2 separate regions of the Mus musculus genome follow, and region 1 is linked to region 2. A link is a loop called in an ENCODE intact Hi-C map of the cell type or tissue named here. Cell type or tissue: heart. All regions are shown on one strand.

Region 1 (8,000 bases), 220 kb after region 2:
GAGTACAGTTTGAAGAGAGAACTAAGCATTAATTAGTACCAGACTCAGAAATAGCAGGGATGCTGGAACAAGCAGACTAGTAAACTCAGGCAACTATAATTTCTGTGTTAATGGCTTTATGTATGTAGTAGACAGTGCACAAAAATGTAGACGTTCTAAACAGAGATGAAATTGTAAGAATAAATTACTTCCAACTGTAAGAAATTATAAGTGAAAATAAATGCAAAGTTGTTATTTGTATCCATGTCCAAATATGTAGATTTTGTATTTATATATAAATTCAAATACAAAAAATAAGTACAAACTCTGTGGATTAAAAAAAATAACAGAATTGGAGAATACCATTGATAGCAGTAAATTATATGCAGAGGTAAAATTCTTAAGAGTTCAAAGAAATCTCAGCGTAATGAGACCCTACTACTGCCACTGTCCTGAAGTAATCCCTAACTTCATTTTAATACTTGTCTTTAAATGTAGCTATCACCCCTCATTAGAGAAACTTGTTTTTGAAGCAGATGGAAACCATGGCAAAAAGCCGTAACTTTGTTGGTTAAAATGGGGCTCTCAGTGAAACTAACCTACATACCTACAACACAACCTCTACAACTAAGGCTTGGGGAACATCATGGAAGAGGGGTCAGAAAGCCTGTAGGGGACAGAGGACCCGGAACTCTGCTGTGAGATTTTGTTTCCTAGAAATGACAGAATTCTATCCTTCATATCTTAAGAGTAGGGCTGCATAAATAATACCCAAACTACTAGTGCCAACAGCTGGCACCCCAGCGCAAGTGTATCTCCACCCCTAGGTGAACAACTACAGGCAATTAATGAGTGCTAAGAGAGGGAGAGTTAGTCTTTTCTAAGAATGAGCCCTAAAATTATTTCCCTAACACTGAGTTGTCCCGACCTCAGGGATAATCAGTGGGGACCCAGGGCAGGAGAGAGAGAGAGTGTGTGGGAGGGACAAGAAACATGAAGAATGAGAGCAAGTCAATTTCCTGATCAAGCTCTTAAAAACTTTATTCAGCAGTGGCAATATAAGCGTAAGCAAGAGGAGGTTTCAAGGGAGGGGGGAGAGTTTGAGGGGGTAGGCTCCCCGAAGGTCAGGTGGCAATCTTCAGCTCCTGGAACCAACGGTCCCAGTGTCCTCAAACATTCTTACTCTTATGATCATGAATGTTCTCTCAGGATTATTTATGTAAGCTAGAAAATATCCACAAGGCCATGGCTGAGGCCATGGTCCCCGGCACTGAGTGATCAGCTTTACCATCATATACATACAAGCAACACAAAATGGACTTGTCAGGTTGAATCCATATATTTTTTCATATGTGTGTGTGTGTGTGTGTGTGTGTGTGTGTGTGTGTATATATATATATATATATATATATATATCCTGTCTTTAAGTACTATTGTTTTACATATATTGTTTTGTACACATACATATATATGTATACACACAATATATACATATACATATATATACATACATATATATATACATACAAACATAAATAATGCACACACAGACACCACACAGACATGTATATATATGAATATATATATATATATATGTGTGTATATATATATATATATATATATATATATATATATATATATACATACCATCAATTTGAGGGAGGATGACAGGGGAAGGGTTGGAGAACATACACACAAACACACACACCCACACACACACACACACACACACACTCACTCACTCACATACATACATAAGGGATTGTAAAAGCTTAGTTAAAAAAAAAATAAAGGCAAGAAAACCAGTAATAGGTATGGTAGATGTCATGCAGGTATAACTCCAAATGTCAGTCAACTTAATGTGACTAAAGATTGTTAGGTGGACCAAACAACAAACAGGTAAACAGAATATCCATTTTATTGTTAGCTGAAAGTTTACTTGAAATATAAAGTGGAGTAAAATATAAGTTACGTGCTTATGTTGATTAAAGTAAGGTTATCATAGCTATATGATTTCAAGTGAAATAGACTTCATGGTAAGAAAAGTCACCAAGGCCAAAAGAGGTTTATATGATTAAAGGGTCACCATGACATCAGAGCCTTCAATATGCCTCCATTCAACAATAAAAACATCAAAACACATGAGGAAAAATCTGGAAGAACAGCAAAGACAAAGAGATGAATTTTCTACTACAGTTGGAAACTTCAGTGCCACGCTATCAGAAATAGACAAACAGATCCAGCAGCCAAAAAAATCTGCAAGCAGAGCTGAATTCAACACTGCTTCAAATCAACAGGCTGTAACTATCATTTACAAAGAGCTTCATCCAACAAGAGCGTAGTACACGTGTTAACTAAACTCACATTTAACAGAGTCTCTAAGGGACACTGCAATTTGGGGCCATTAAACAATTGCCCATTTAAAATGAATAAAAATCACACAGAACGTTCCTCAAACAATCTTGGAACTCAGCTGAGTATGAGTAGAAGGGTGGGTCGGAGCTGAGAGTGTACAGTTTCTGTTAGAGCAAACAACCGCTTTAAAAATAACATACATATAGGTCAAAGAAGAGATCGCCAGAGGAATTTTTAAAAATTCTAACTAAATGAAAACAGAGCTTATCAGAAAATTTGGAATGTGGTGAAAGCAACACTTAGAAAGGAGATTAATAGCCCTGAGAACACAGATGAATACTTCCTGATTTATTATGGGTAGACCTACAGTTTATCATCACTAGACCGGGGAGTGGAGGCAACCAGCATTCAGCAGAAAAAGACTTAAGATTTAGAATTTTGGTCCTTCCTAGGCTGATGAACTTCCCTTGATCCTTGGCAGCAATGATGAAGAGAAAGGGAGAAAAGATATTTTAAACAGAAACTTCTGCCCTTTGCATGGGCGACCAGACTACTGAAGAAGTGGGCCCCAGAGAATATAATTTCCCTAGGAATTTCATGCGCAGAGAAGGAAAAAATTGAAGACCTGGTGCCAAGCAGGAAAGGAAGAGATTCCAGAGTTCCACCAACTTATAAGATCACCCTGCAGGAGAGCCTAGAGCCAAAACAAACAGTGGGAGGCTGATGGGGGAGGGGGGGTTGCACAATCACCAGTGCAGCTTACAGATTGATTATAGATCTGAGTTGACCTCTATTTAGAACTGGACCTCGTGTTATTATCCTCAAACTTGGGGCCCTTTGGCTTCCTTTACTTGTTGCTCTTTCCAGAGTGTCTACATTGGATAAATTTTCTCTGTTGTCATTTTCTTTAATGAGCATATTGGAGATGCATGGCTGGTCCTAACTTGTTGAGGCTGACATTGCAGGCGCTTGCACTCTAAATCCTTTCATAACAGCGTCTCTCATTTAATGCTTGATCTGGAGGACAAACATTCGGACATTTACAGTGTATTGTTTTGCTAAGCTGTGATGATCTCACGTAGAGGAATCACATTTGTTCTGGGTGTATATTCATTTTCTCACATTCATATCTCACTCATTTTTCAACTTATTAAAGCTTGCCTGTCCCAGTTTTCTTGTCTGCTTTCCAGTTTTGGGATGGATGCTTCCCTAAGGCGGAGAGGTTTTGCTATGTTTTATTTTTGACATATCCCAAGTGTCCCAAAGAGTCCACTTTCTCTTTCTACATTTTCTTGGCCAAATAAAGCTATTTAATTGTTTTTTTTTTTTTAACATAATTAGGTATGGTGGTACCTTGCAGTTATTCTAGCTGTTGAAAAGCTGAGAAAAAAAATGTGTTAACCTTAAGGTTGGGTTGAGCTATATAACAAGATCTAGCTTCAGAACACAAAACTAAACACATAACAACTTGAGTTCCTGCTTTGGCTTTCCATGGTGATGGTCTGTAATCTGGAAGTCCAATAAACTCTTGCCTGAATGAGTTGCTATATCTCCAGAGGCTTTATCACAGCAACAGAACCAAACTAAGAGAATGGTACACCTCAGTGGATGGTGAACAATAGTCTCAAGGAGTCAGTTGGAGATGAGGAGAGGGAACAGTACTGCACTAACTTTTTCTCATTCCAGCCCATAGCGGTTGTGTAGCTTGGTTCTCTTTATGAAAACTTAATCCTCCATATTTATATTCTCTGTCGTGGATTCCTCCTTCCTTCCTTTTTTTCTTCTTCCCTCCCTCCCTCCCTCCCTTCCTCCCTCCCTCCCTCCCTCCCTCCCTCCCTCCCTCCCTCCCTCCTTTCCTTCCTTCTTTCCTTTCTTTCTGTTTCCCATGTATCTCAGACTACAGTCAAATTCACAGTATAGCCAGGTGAAATAATCACGAATTCTAATCCATTTGCCTTCACTGCCTATGTGTTGGAATTTCAGTTGTCTATGACCCTAGCACACTTTGTATCTGCGGTGGTGGGATGGGAAGCCAGGGTTTTGTACACAACTAGATAGGTACTCTGCCAACCCACTTTATACCTAGTCTTCTTTTTAAGCTCTTTATGGCACGTTTCCTTATGTGAAAATGTATAACCCTACACTGTGGCTTTGATTTTCATCTAATAGTTTTGTCTTTGGGGTATTATTTGTATAATCTTCTTTTGATTACTGTTTGCTTCATCACCTAAATGTTGATGGTTTTTAGAAAATGCAGTCAGGCCTTCCATACATTGTATAGACTCAGTATTATATCATTTCAAAGGAAATGTAGGTGTTCATCAACTTAAAACCTACTTCTCATATCCATATTCTCCTCAGTTTACCACTCTCTCATTTTGCCTCCCAACTGTCTACAGAATCAAGTCACCCCTCTTGCATTTCATTGGTCTGTACACTATGGTGATATTTCCTTCTTTTTCCATTTCACAGATCATGATACGTTCTAACCCTATCATCTTTACATGGTCTTCTCTAACTAAGCCATACCTTCAGACTTCAGTAAATTGGGACAATTTCTATTCAGAAACAACCAAACTTGTCTATTTATTGCAACACTAATTCTCTCATGTTATAGTTGCTTCTTTGACTCTTCACTCAAAAGTGTAATATTTTATTAATTTTTTTCTTTTACTAATAACAGATCTCCTTTTCTCACATAATAGATACAGATGCTCTAAGTTCCTCCCTACCTTCTCTCCCATCTGCATCCATTCTGACTCTGTCTCTCAGTAGTAAGCAAAGAACTTCTACCAGATAAGGATAAAATAAACTACAACAAAATGAAAACTAACACATTGGAATAGGACAAAACAAACAAACGGAAGAAAGCATCCAAGAAAAGGCACAGGAAATTGATACAGAGGTAGAGACCTACTCGTTTACATACCCAGGAATCCTATTTTAAAAAACAAAACAAAACACTAAACTGGAATCTACAAGATATATGTAAAAATTTGTAGGGTGGAAAGAAATAGAAAAATAAACAAAAAATAAAAGTAAAAATAACATAAAACTAAAGAAAAAGGAGGAAAGAAAGAAAGGAGTAAGAAAAGAAAGGAAGGAAGGAAGGAAGGAAGGAAGGAAGGAAGGAAGGAAGGAAGGAACGAAGGAAGGAAGAAATAGCTAGGAAGCTCTGCCACACTATCATGAGACAAGGAACCTCCAAAGATGCTGTTTAGTTCCTTTTCTGTTGGCCATCTACTGCTGGGCATGCAGCCTTCCAGAAGATTAGTTTGCTTTCCCAGTGAGACTTTCTTGGAGGGAACTGAATTTTCATGTGCTAGTGATTACCAATCGGAGATTGGGTTAGAGATGGACTCATGTGCTCACTTCTTTCAACTCTAGGACCCTGTCTGGTGCAGACTCTGTGGTGCAGACATTGTACATACTGCCTCACTCTGTGAGCTCATATGTGCTTGTATGGAAAGCCCCAAATTACTGATATGAGAGAGACTTCAGTGTTTTGTACAGTCAGTTTGCCTCTGTGTTCCCAGCCCCCAACCCCCACTCCAACCCCCTACGGAAGCACCTCTCCTCCCTCCAGCAGCAAGCACTGATACACAGCTGGTTTCTGTGCCGCATCTTCCTGCAGCAGCCCAGGGCTCCCTCTCCCTCCCCTAGAATTAGAATGGCACTACCCATAACACTCCCCTTTAATGAGGACATTCTGAGAAGACATCCTTCCAGCCTTTGTATCTCCTAAAACCAACACTCCTGCTGATAAACAGCAGAACTCCGAGTGCCTGTCCTTGAAACCTTAGAGAAATAATAAGCTCAAGGGAGACCTTGGGGAAAAAGGTAAACAGAGGTCAGGTCACAGACAGTTACGGCTGGCCATAATACTAGACCTTGAACAGACACCCATTAACCCCACCCCCCACCCCCCCAGTTCTGTACTATTCCACCAGATGATTACAGCCTTCTACTTTCCTTTCACACTATTCCTAACTGTAATGTATATAAACCCAATGTTTTCTGGACTCAGAGTCACTTGCCAGCATTCATGTAGTGATTAAGAGGTGGGCTATCTGGTTCAAACTTGAAACAATAAGAGACTCCTTTGAGAGTTGCAGCAGACTTTGAAATTCTTGGGCTCACCTGGGTTTCCTGTGGACTCAGGGCACAACATTTGGATACTGTTGATTTTGAAGACCTTGTTTTCTTGGGTCCTCCTTTCTCTCTGGCTGTTACAGTCTCCTGGTCTCCCCTTCTAAAGAGACCTGAAGGGGTAATTTGATGGAGACATCCTTTTTAGGGCAGAGTGTTCCAACACCACTCACTTTTGAGTAATATCTAGCTGTGAGTCTGTATTTGTTTCTTTGTTTCCATCTACTGTAGCTTCTCTGATGATAGCTGAACAAGGCACTGATCTACACACTTAGCAGTGTCTTTTTTTTTGTTGTTTGTTTTGTTTTTTATAGATTTTACCCTAGATCCCTGGGCTATCTAATATCAAGTTATTAGTCATCCAAGTAATGCTGGCTATGGTTCACATCTCATGGATCAGGCTGATGAAATCAGATATTGTTACTCTCACAAACTTGTGACACCATTGCACTAGCATGTCTTATAGGCAGGACGGCACTGTAGCTCCAAGGATTTATGTGGTTGGTTAAATTATTTTTCTTGGTGTTAGGAGCTGACACTTAGGAATGGGATTAGCCTAAAAGGAGGGCCTGAGCATGGACCCAGGAGGGGAGAAAGCAGGGTGTTCCACCAGGATCAGCTTAGTACTCTAGGAATGGGGCAGAGAGTTAGGAGAGGTAATCTGCTAGAAAGCTGGGCTGAGACTGGAGGATTAGTTCAGGAAGAGTGGAGAGAGAGTGAATGTTTGAAGGCTGCCTACCTATTTAATTCTTTGGCCTACTCACTTGGCTGGTGGGTTTCTGGAGAATGCCTGCTGGCTTTGGGGGCTGGGGTAACAGGATGGGTGGGGAGGAAAAATGGAAAAGATTTGCTCAAAGGCTGGGGAGGTCACAGCAAGTGATCTGCTACAAAGATTGGGGTGGCGATGGGGAATTGGATGAGAGAGGGGTGGCATGAAGATCCACAGTTAGGCTACCCGCTTTGTTGGCTAGAATCACCTGTGGGTTCCTAGGAAATTCTTGCTGGAGTTGGGGGATTTGGCAAAGGAATGAGCCAAAGAAAGAAAGTTGGAGCAGAAGATCTATGTGATTCACTGGTGACTGAAGCAGGAAGGGAGGGAAGGCAGTACTGGGTGATTTGCTACAGAGCTGGGGGTAGGATTAGAAGATTTAATTTAGAGGAATGGAAAGAGAGGCCGTTAGCCCACCTGTCTCTCTGTTCTGTATGGTGTGTTCCAAGGAAATGGAGGCTGCGATGACAGGATGAGTTTAGGAGGGTAGGTTGGAGAAGTTCTAGATGGTATGTTTGTGATGGGTGTCAGAGAGTAAGGGGAGGCAGCAGTGGCTGAGCTGTGATGGAGGTGGAGATGAGACCAGAAGATTGGAATTGGAGGAATGGAGGGAGAAGTGAAGACCTGCAATTAGTCTGCCTGCTTCCCTGGCTGGAATGGCCTGTGGGGAGCCTCGGCAAGGCCTGTTGGAGATGGTGGCTAGGATAAAGCAATGAGTGGAGGAAAGAAGATTGCACAAGTAGATCAG
Region 2 (8,000 bases):
TATGAGGACTGGGCATATTCTATTTTTGATTCCAACTTTATTACATCTTTCTAGCAAAACAATTACCACCTTATGCTTGCTGCCACACCCCTCTTTCCTACTTTGGTGGACTCTTATCCCTCTGGTACCAAAATAAAGCTCTCTCTGTATGTAACTCATGCTAATCCTGGACTTACTGTATTTTGATTGCACTAGTGAATGTTTAGTTTTGATATACATATTCCACTTATGACAGTCAATAACATATGTGTTTACTATAAAATATAGTTCAAACAAGCCTTGGTTTATTAGCTGCTTTCTAGATGTCCCTATAATTAGCATAAGGTGGTAAAAATCCTTACAACACTTGCACTTTTTCTCTCTTTTAGCTGGTTGTTGTGATCACAGTTCTCAGCATGATGTACTATGGAAGGCTGAAAGAAAAGGTAAAAATGTCCATGACTTGGCAGAGAAAGCAAAGATACGTGGGTGTGGGGTTACAGGGGTAGAGATGGGTGTGTGGGGATGTAGAGTGTTGGTTCAGTCAGTCCTTAGGAATTTCTGGGTGATTTTTGTTGTTATTTTTCATTTTTAAGGGTTTTTAGTGCCCCATTAAGTGAATCATTTTCTCTGCTCCCATGCCAGAAATGGTTTAGCTTTAAGAAGTCATTTATGTATCTTAACAGTACTTTGGAAAAGACAGGAGCACAAACCTGAGAAGAAACACATAATGTATGTGTGTTGTGTAGCTCTAGGAATATTAAATAGCCTTTAGAATATTAAATATATCACAAAAATAATTCATGGGGAAATGGAGACCATGAAGTATTATTAGTTTTTCAAAGGTAGTTAATGGACAAGAATGAGTTAAATGATATCATATGGACTTTGTGCTTCAAGCTGGTTCTGTCCACAAACTGCAGAAATATGAACAACTTTCAAATAATGTGAATTGTTAAGGCACTCGGAGTCTGACCCACTGACTATTTATTTAGCTTATAATGAGTTTCAGTGGGCTTCTCTGGGTCATATTTCTTATCTGGCTGGCTAAGGAGGCCAAATGTTCTGAATGGAGGTGGTACCTTCTATGCTGTAAGCTGATGAGCTGTCAGTAGGTGGTAGTGGCACAGAGCCAAGGATTCAGTTTTGCTATAGGTTTGCTTAGCAGATGTTGGTTTTACAGTCAGCTCCGTGTTTTTTTTTAATTAGATGTTTTCTTCATTTACATTGCAAATTTTATCCCCTTTCCTCATTTCCCTTCTGAAAACCCCCCTTTCCTATCCCCCTCTCTTTTTTCACTAACCCACCCACCCCACTTCCCTGTCCTGGCATTCCCCTACACTGGGGCATTGAGCTTTCACAAGACCAAGGGCCTCTCCTCTCATTGTTGTCCCACAAGGCCACCCTCTGCTACATATGGGGCTAGAGACATGGGTCACTCCGTGTGTACTCTTTGGTTGGTGGTTTAGTCCCCAGGAGGTCTGGGGATACTGGTTGGTTTATATTGTTGTTTCTCCTATGGGGCTGCAAACTCCTTCAGCTCCTTGGGTCCTTTCTCTAGCTCCTTCATTGGAGACCTGTGCTCAGTCCAATGGATGGCTGTGAGCATCCACTTCTGTATTTGTCAGGCACTGGCAGAGCCTCTCAGGAGAGAGCTATATCAGGCTCCTGTGAGATCAATTCTTAAAAAAACAAAAACAAAAACAAAACAAAACAAAAACCAAACAAAAATCAACCAACCAACCAACCAACCAACCAACCAAAAAAACTCCCCCCAAAACAAAACTAAAAACAAAACATACCACCGTTGATAACAAAATAAAAACAAAACACAACCCCAAACACCCCAAAAAACAAAAGCAACCTTGTAAACCACAAAACAAAACACAACACCTCACCAAACAAACAAACAAACAGCACCACCACCAACAACAACAACAAAACCTACAGTGCTATGAATTTTAGCGCTAAAGTTGTGAGATACAAACAGCAACAATGATTTAATCAGCCGTATGAGATTGCTTTGTTAATAATTGAGATGCTTAAGTATGCTAAGTTGATAAAATTCTGATGCTCTTTCATGAAAGATCAGCTTAATTTGTGTTGCCTTCTCTTGGAGCATCAGAGAAACTTAATTTCTATGCCCTTACTAAATATTTTTCTCTGTCTTTTAAAACTGGGTCAGTAGAGATTTTGGCAATAAATTTTTCCAGCACTCAGGCCACTTTGAGCATTATGGAAATTGAATTACTTAGTCTCATGTGCTTCAGGGAGCAATGGCTTTCTTCCTTTTCATATTTGCATGTCCCAAATTTGCTTGTAAACTGTAAGATATAATTTAGCACGAATTGCTTTTGAACCTTAGTGGTTAAAACAGCCTCCCCCCGTTCTCTTTTCTCCTCCCTTTTCTTCTTCTTCCTCCCCCCTTTTCACCTTCTTTTTCTTTTCTCTACCTCTGAAATGTGAAATTAGGGAAAATGGTAATACATTACGTTAGATTTTTAGGAGGTAAATGTTTATAATAAAACATTTGCCATAACAAATTCCCCAAATACTTCAGCTCATGAATTCCTTTCAATACTGTTTTGCAGAAATGGACTTGGGATAAATGGAAAATTCATTCAGGATTTGGGACGTGTAAGTTCACCCTAAAAGTTAAATTTCATTTTAAGTTAAATTAGTTTAACTTCATAAAAATGGCTAAGGTCCTATAGGGAGCTGATCAAGCCCAGCCAAGATGTAATTGTGGATGTCTCTCCCAAAATACTTCCTCCGCCATCTACTGATTCGCTGTTCAAATCCTTACCTAAAGGAAACATCTGGTATGAATTTTTTTTTAAAATGGGGGGGGGGGAGGTGTTTTAAAATACTAAATAACTTTCTGTGTTTTTTCCTAGTTGACTGTAGAAAAAATCTCTTATAAGCATCACCTGTCAATAAAAAAGATGATGGCCAATGAGCTGAGGCAGGAAAGAGGAGGTGGGACAATGTCAGGAAGAGAGAGGATTCTGGGAAATAGTGAGAGAATAAAAGGGAGATTTGCCCAGAACCTGGGGGAGATGGAAGTAAAGGCGTACGTAGCTGAACTCATGAGAGAATAAGGAGAGATACTGAGAGAGATTAGAGAGAGAAGCTGAGGGAATGCTGAGGAGACACAAAGAAAGAAATGGACGGGGAACTGAAAAGAACTAACTAAGTGGTAGATAAAGAATAGTTTCAATAAGTTAGGAGCTATTCAGGGAATGAGCCAAAGCTTGTGGACAACATATTTAATAATGAACAAATCGTCTTAGTGTCACCATTCCGGTAGCAAGGGCTGGCAAGGAAAAATGGATTTTATTTTTCTTTTCTTCTTTTTATTTTTTACAGTTGAAGTTTTGTAATATTGGTGAATTTCATTTTTTCTTATAAAAATTAGCTCATCTATACCTTTACATTTATTTTGTCACAGGCCTGTCATGAGAATTCAGCTTGTGCTTGCTTGACTAAAAGGTGCCAGTTCAAGGTGCTCGGTGAGTGGACTTTAACAGAGACACAGGAACAACTGGGCAGGGGAGAGAATCTTCGTGCAAGCAGCATAGGAGAGTTAAATGTAAGAAAAATAGCAGGAGGTAAGGCCTTTAGGATTTCTGATCCAGGGTTATTAAAAATGACACCACCCAGGGCTGAAAAACATATTTCAGTGAAATCCTGACTCTGATCCCTGGTGCTAAGCAAACTGGTGGCAACAATGCCTTTAGTCTCAGCATTTTGGAGATGGGAGCAAGAAGATCAGAAGTCCAAGGCCAGGTGGGAACTTTCGTGATCTTGCCTAACAACACAACACAACACAAAACAAAACAAAACAGAGCCTCCAAGTAAAGACGGCTTGAAAAGTATCATACTTACATTTTTGATTGACTAGACCCAAAATGAGAGTGTGTGCTGAGGAAACCCTTTTAAGGAAGCAGGACGACAAGCTACACAACCATGGGGCATTTAAAAAAAAAATCCACCATTCTGGAGGAAAGAAGTGTACCTAGGATATCTAAGGAGCTCTCAGATAACGGTTTAAAAAGAAATGGCCAGAAGACAGACATTTCCCAAAGCAAAAACATGGATAGCAATAAACATGTAACATAATGTTCATCATTGCGAGTCATTAGGGGAAAGCCATTTAAAAATGCCTCAGTCAGGGTCATCATTCCTTGCTATTGAGAATGGCCGAGACAGAACCATAGAACCCTGGCAAAATTCACTGCCAGCAGGAACCCAAACCTGAATAAGCACTTTCAAAATAGTTTGGAATTGTCATCATGGGAAAATATGGGTTGTTTCTGTCACATGCTGTGACTCTAGCCATTAAGAGTAAAGTCATTTAAAGAAACAACATAAAAATAGTACAATGGAAATATGCTGTTAACATATTCACTCAATGTTTCGTTGCAAAGAAGAAACTGACATTATTTGTAGTCATTATATACAACATAAATGTATAGTTTATTTTATTAGAATTTTAATGTCCAATGATTTCTGGTTAAAAATTATAAAGTATTTTAGGGCCAAACTTAAAGTGGTTTGTTTCAGGTTTTAGTTTAAAAATTCAGATGGCCACTAGATGGCAGAAGAGGCTTGTATTTTTGTTAACTTGCTTAAAAACAGGAAACGGGATTAATTTTGTTCTCTTAACAAATAAAAGGAATCTGTAATGATGGATATTACTGGTAACTGGCAAGGTTTAAATTGCAACTATAATATCAGTGTTGGTGTAAATTAAATAAGACATAATAAATAAAACCCACCGAAGGCACCACATGCAGAGTTAAACCTTGTAAAATAAACCAGGGCTAGCAGACTGATATTAAAAATGTGCACTTCAGAGCTTGACATTGAGCTTTGTCAGGGTACAGAGAATATTTGGTTTATAATCTTAATGGCTCTCAGAAATGTGCAGCCATTCCTTAATTTTTCTGTCTTCCCATTAATAATTTACCCAGAATGCAGCTGTTCTTCGCTACGGTTCTGGGAAACCGTCTTCTTCCTCTTTTAGATATAAGGATGAAAGTAGGCAAGTGAAAAGGAGCAAAATTCCGTGAATTTTATGATACCACACTTCAAATTACTCAATGGTTTTCAACTTGATGAAGTTGAGAGAAAAGGATCTATAGAACTTTTAGGAAACGCCCCTCGCGAGGGGCAAACTGAGACATTAACTTGAATAACTGCTGAGGTAGTCTGTGGAAGAGTGATAGCTTCGAGTACCTGAAGCCTAGGTTCAGCACCCCCCCCCCCACCCCCTCAGCATAAACCAGCTCGCAAACCTTTAATCCCAGCATTGAGCAGAGGTTGGAAGCAGGAGGATCTAAAGTCCAAGGTCATCGGCTACTTGGTAACGTTAATGGCCAGCCTGGATTCTGATACAGTATCAGAAGAAACAACCCTTCCCAAATAACCCTCAAACCAACAAAATCAAAAGCTTAGCCTCATCAACATGCATCATTCTAAATATACACTGTCAGCGGCGTGGCGGTGGTGTAGAGGCAGAGATGGGTAGACTTCTGAGTTTGCAGCCAACCTGGTCTACAGAGTGAGTTCCAGGACAGCCCGGGCTACACAGAGAAACCCTGCCTTGAAAAAAGAAAAACACAAACAAAACAAACAAACAAAACAAGAAACCCCAAATACACATTATCACCACGGACATTTCTGATGTATGTATTTGCATAGGTCCCGTTCCTGCGTTTCATTATAAGGACAGATTGAATGAGAAGGTAGGTAGTCAGCACTACACATGCCGGAGAGGGACAGTGACGTATCTACTGAGAATTCATAGGAGGATTCTCTATTCTAAGTAAGATTCTTCCAAGGAGATGAGTTCAGATGGAATTCAGGTGGAACCTCTTTCGGAAAGCCCAGAGAGGGAATCGTGCACAGGAGATTCAGCATCTGCCCAAAGAACAAAGGAAATCCCTTATTTTAGTGGCCTTTAAAGGAGAGAGTTCTCCTAGTTAGAGGGAAGGGGCTTCTGAGGGTAGCAACTTTGTGACAATATTAGACAGGATATGAAGAGGTAAGTCACAAAGGTAATCTTAATGTCCCGTCTTCCAACAACCTTTAGAAATAAGCATTTACTTTTATAAATGAAGCCACATTGAATATGTTTGAGTAAGTGTCCTTGTGGTAGGATGGAACACCCTTTGGGTATACGTCCAAGAATGGTATACTTGGGTCTTCAGGTAGATTGATTCTCAACTTTCTGAGGAGCCGCCATATTGATTTCCACAGTGGTTGTGCAAGTTTGCACTTCTACCAGCAATGGAGGAGTGTTCCCTTGCTTCACATCCTCATCAACATGAGCTGTTATTATGAGCTGTGTTATAGATCTCAGCTTTTCTGACAGGTATGACAGGTTTTATTTCATTTCTTTGATGGCTACGGATGCTGAATATTTCCTTATGAGTTTCTTAGCCATGTGAGTCTTTTCTCATTCAAGAATTCTCAGTTTGCATCTGTATCCTAGTTTCTAGTTGTGCAATTTGTTTTCTTGATACATAGTTTTTCTGAGTTCTTTATAAATTTTGGACATGAGTCGTCTATTGGATATGGAGTTGGTAAAATCGTTTTCCAGTCTGTAAACTGTCATTTTGTCCTATTAATGGTGTCCTTTGCCTTACAGAACCTTTGCAGTTTCATAAAGTCCCATTTGTTAATTGTTGGTCTTGGGGACTGTGCTAATGATGTTCTGTTCAGAAAGTTATATGTTGTGCCAATGTGTTCAAGGCTATTCTCTACTTCCTCTTCTATCAGGTTCAGTGTATTTGGTTTTATGTTAAGATATTTTATCCATGTAGAGTTGAGTTTTATGCATAGTGATAGTATGCATCTCTTTGGACTCTTCTAAAACTGCTGTCTAGTTTCATCAGCCACAATTTTGGAGATCCTGTTTTGTTTTGTTTTGTTTTGTTTTGTTTTGTTTTGTTTTGTTTGCTTTTTTGTTGTTTTTTTTTCCCAGTCGTTTGTCTGGCTTCTTTATCAATAATTAGCTGTCCACTGGTGACTAGACTGATGTCTGGATCTTTAGTTTAATTCCATTGATCAGTGTCTGTTTTTGTACCAATACCATGTAGTTTTTATTACTATAGCTTTGTAGGACAACTTGAAATCAGTGATGATGATACCACCAAGATTGTTTTTCCAGTAAAGATTAGATGTATTGTTTTTCTTGTGTTTCACTATGAAGCTAAAAATTGTGCTTTAAGATCTGGAAAAAATTGTGTTGGAATTTTATTGAGGATTACATTGAATCTGTAGATTGCATTTGGTAGGGTGGCCATTTTTACTATGATAATCCTGCTGATTCATTAGCATAGTAGATCTTTTCATCTTCTAATATCTCCTTCAAAGCCTCGAAGGGTTTTTTTTTTTTGTTTGTTTGTTTCGTTTTGTTTTGTTTTAATCACACAAGTCTTTTAGTTGAGTTGTCACAATTGTCCCAAAATACTTTATATTATTTGAGCCTATGGTGAAAACTGTTTCCTGATATTTTTCTTAGACCATTTGTCATTTGTATATAGGAGGGCTACTGAATTTTGTGAGATAATTTTGTATCCAGCTACTTCAATGAGAGTGTTTATCAGATGTAGGAGTTTCCTTGTGGAAGTTTTAGGGTCATTTATATATACTATTATATCATCTACAAATAAAGATATTTTGACTTCTTGTTTTTCAATTTGTATTCCTTTGGTCCAATTGTATCACTTCAGTTGATTATTGCTCTACCGAAAAGATTCCAACTAGAAGGCTGAACAATATGGAGTTAGTGGACAACCTTGTCTAAAGTTCTGATCTTAGTGGGATTGCTTTCATTTTTTTTTTTTTTACCATTTAAGTTGATGTTGGCTTTTGTCTAAATGCAAACTGGCTTCATTATATTTATGTATCTATGTATGTATGTTATATCTCATCTCTCTAAGACTTTTATCATGAAGGGGTGTTGGATTTTGTCAGAAGTTTTTTTCAGTATCTAATGAGATAATCATGTG

The links. A loop is a pair of places that touch in the nucleus more often than their neighbours do. Peaks named below come from ENCODE experiments on the same cell type or tissue, not always from the same donor. Only the 100,000 strongest peaks of a DNase experiment are listed, where the experiment ranks them.
Region 1: a loop joins it to region 2, with 2.1 times the contacts of the local background. A loop is called at or near these places in 2 of 42 quality-filtered maps.

The regions. Positions count from the first base shown.
Region 1 is chr8:56,264,957-56,272,956 of GRCm38, reverse strand. No RefSeq gene overlaps it. Among named protein-coding and RNA genes, the nearest start is that of Hpgd, 26 kb to the left of the region's middle. In heart, no CTCF peak of the experiment used is centred here; a DNase peak (open chromatin) is centred at 3,046.
Region 2 is chr8:56,482,805-56,490,804 of GRCm38, reverse strand. It overlaps 4930518J21Rik (RIKEN cDNA 4930518J21 gene), which reads left to right and starts at 5,837. Exons shown (of 3, transcript NR_131020.1): 1 at 5,837-6,028. In heart, a CTCF peak has its summit at 4,565 (motif pointing right); no DNase peak of the experiment used is centred here.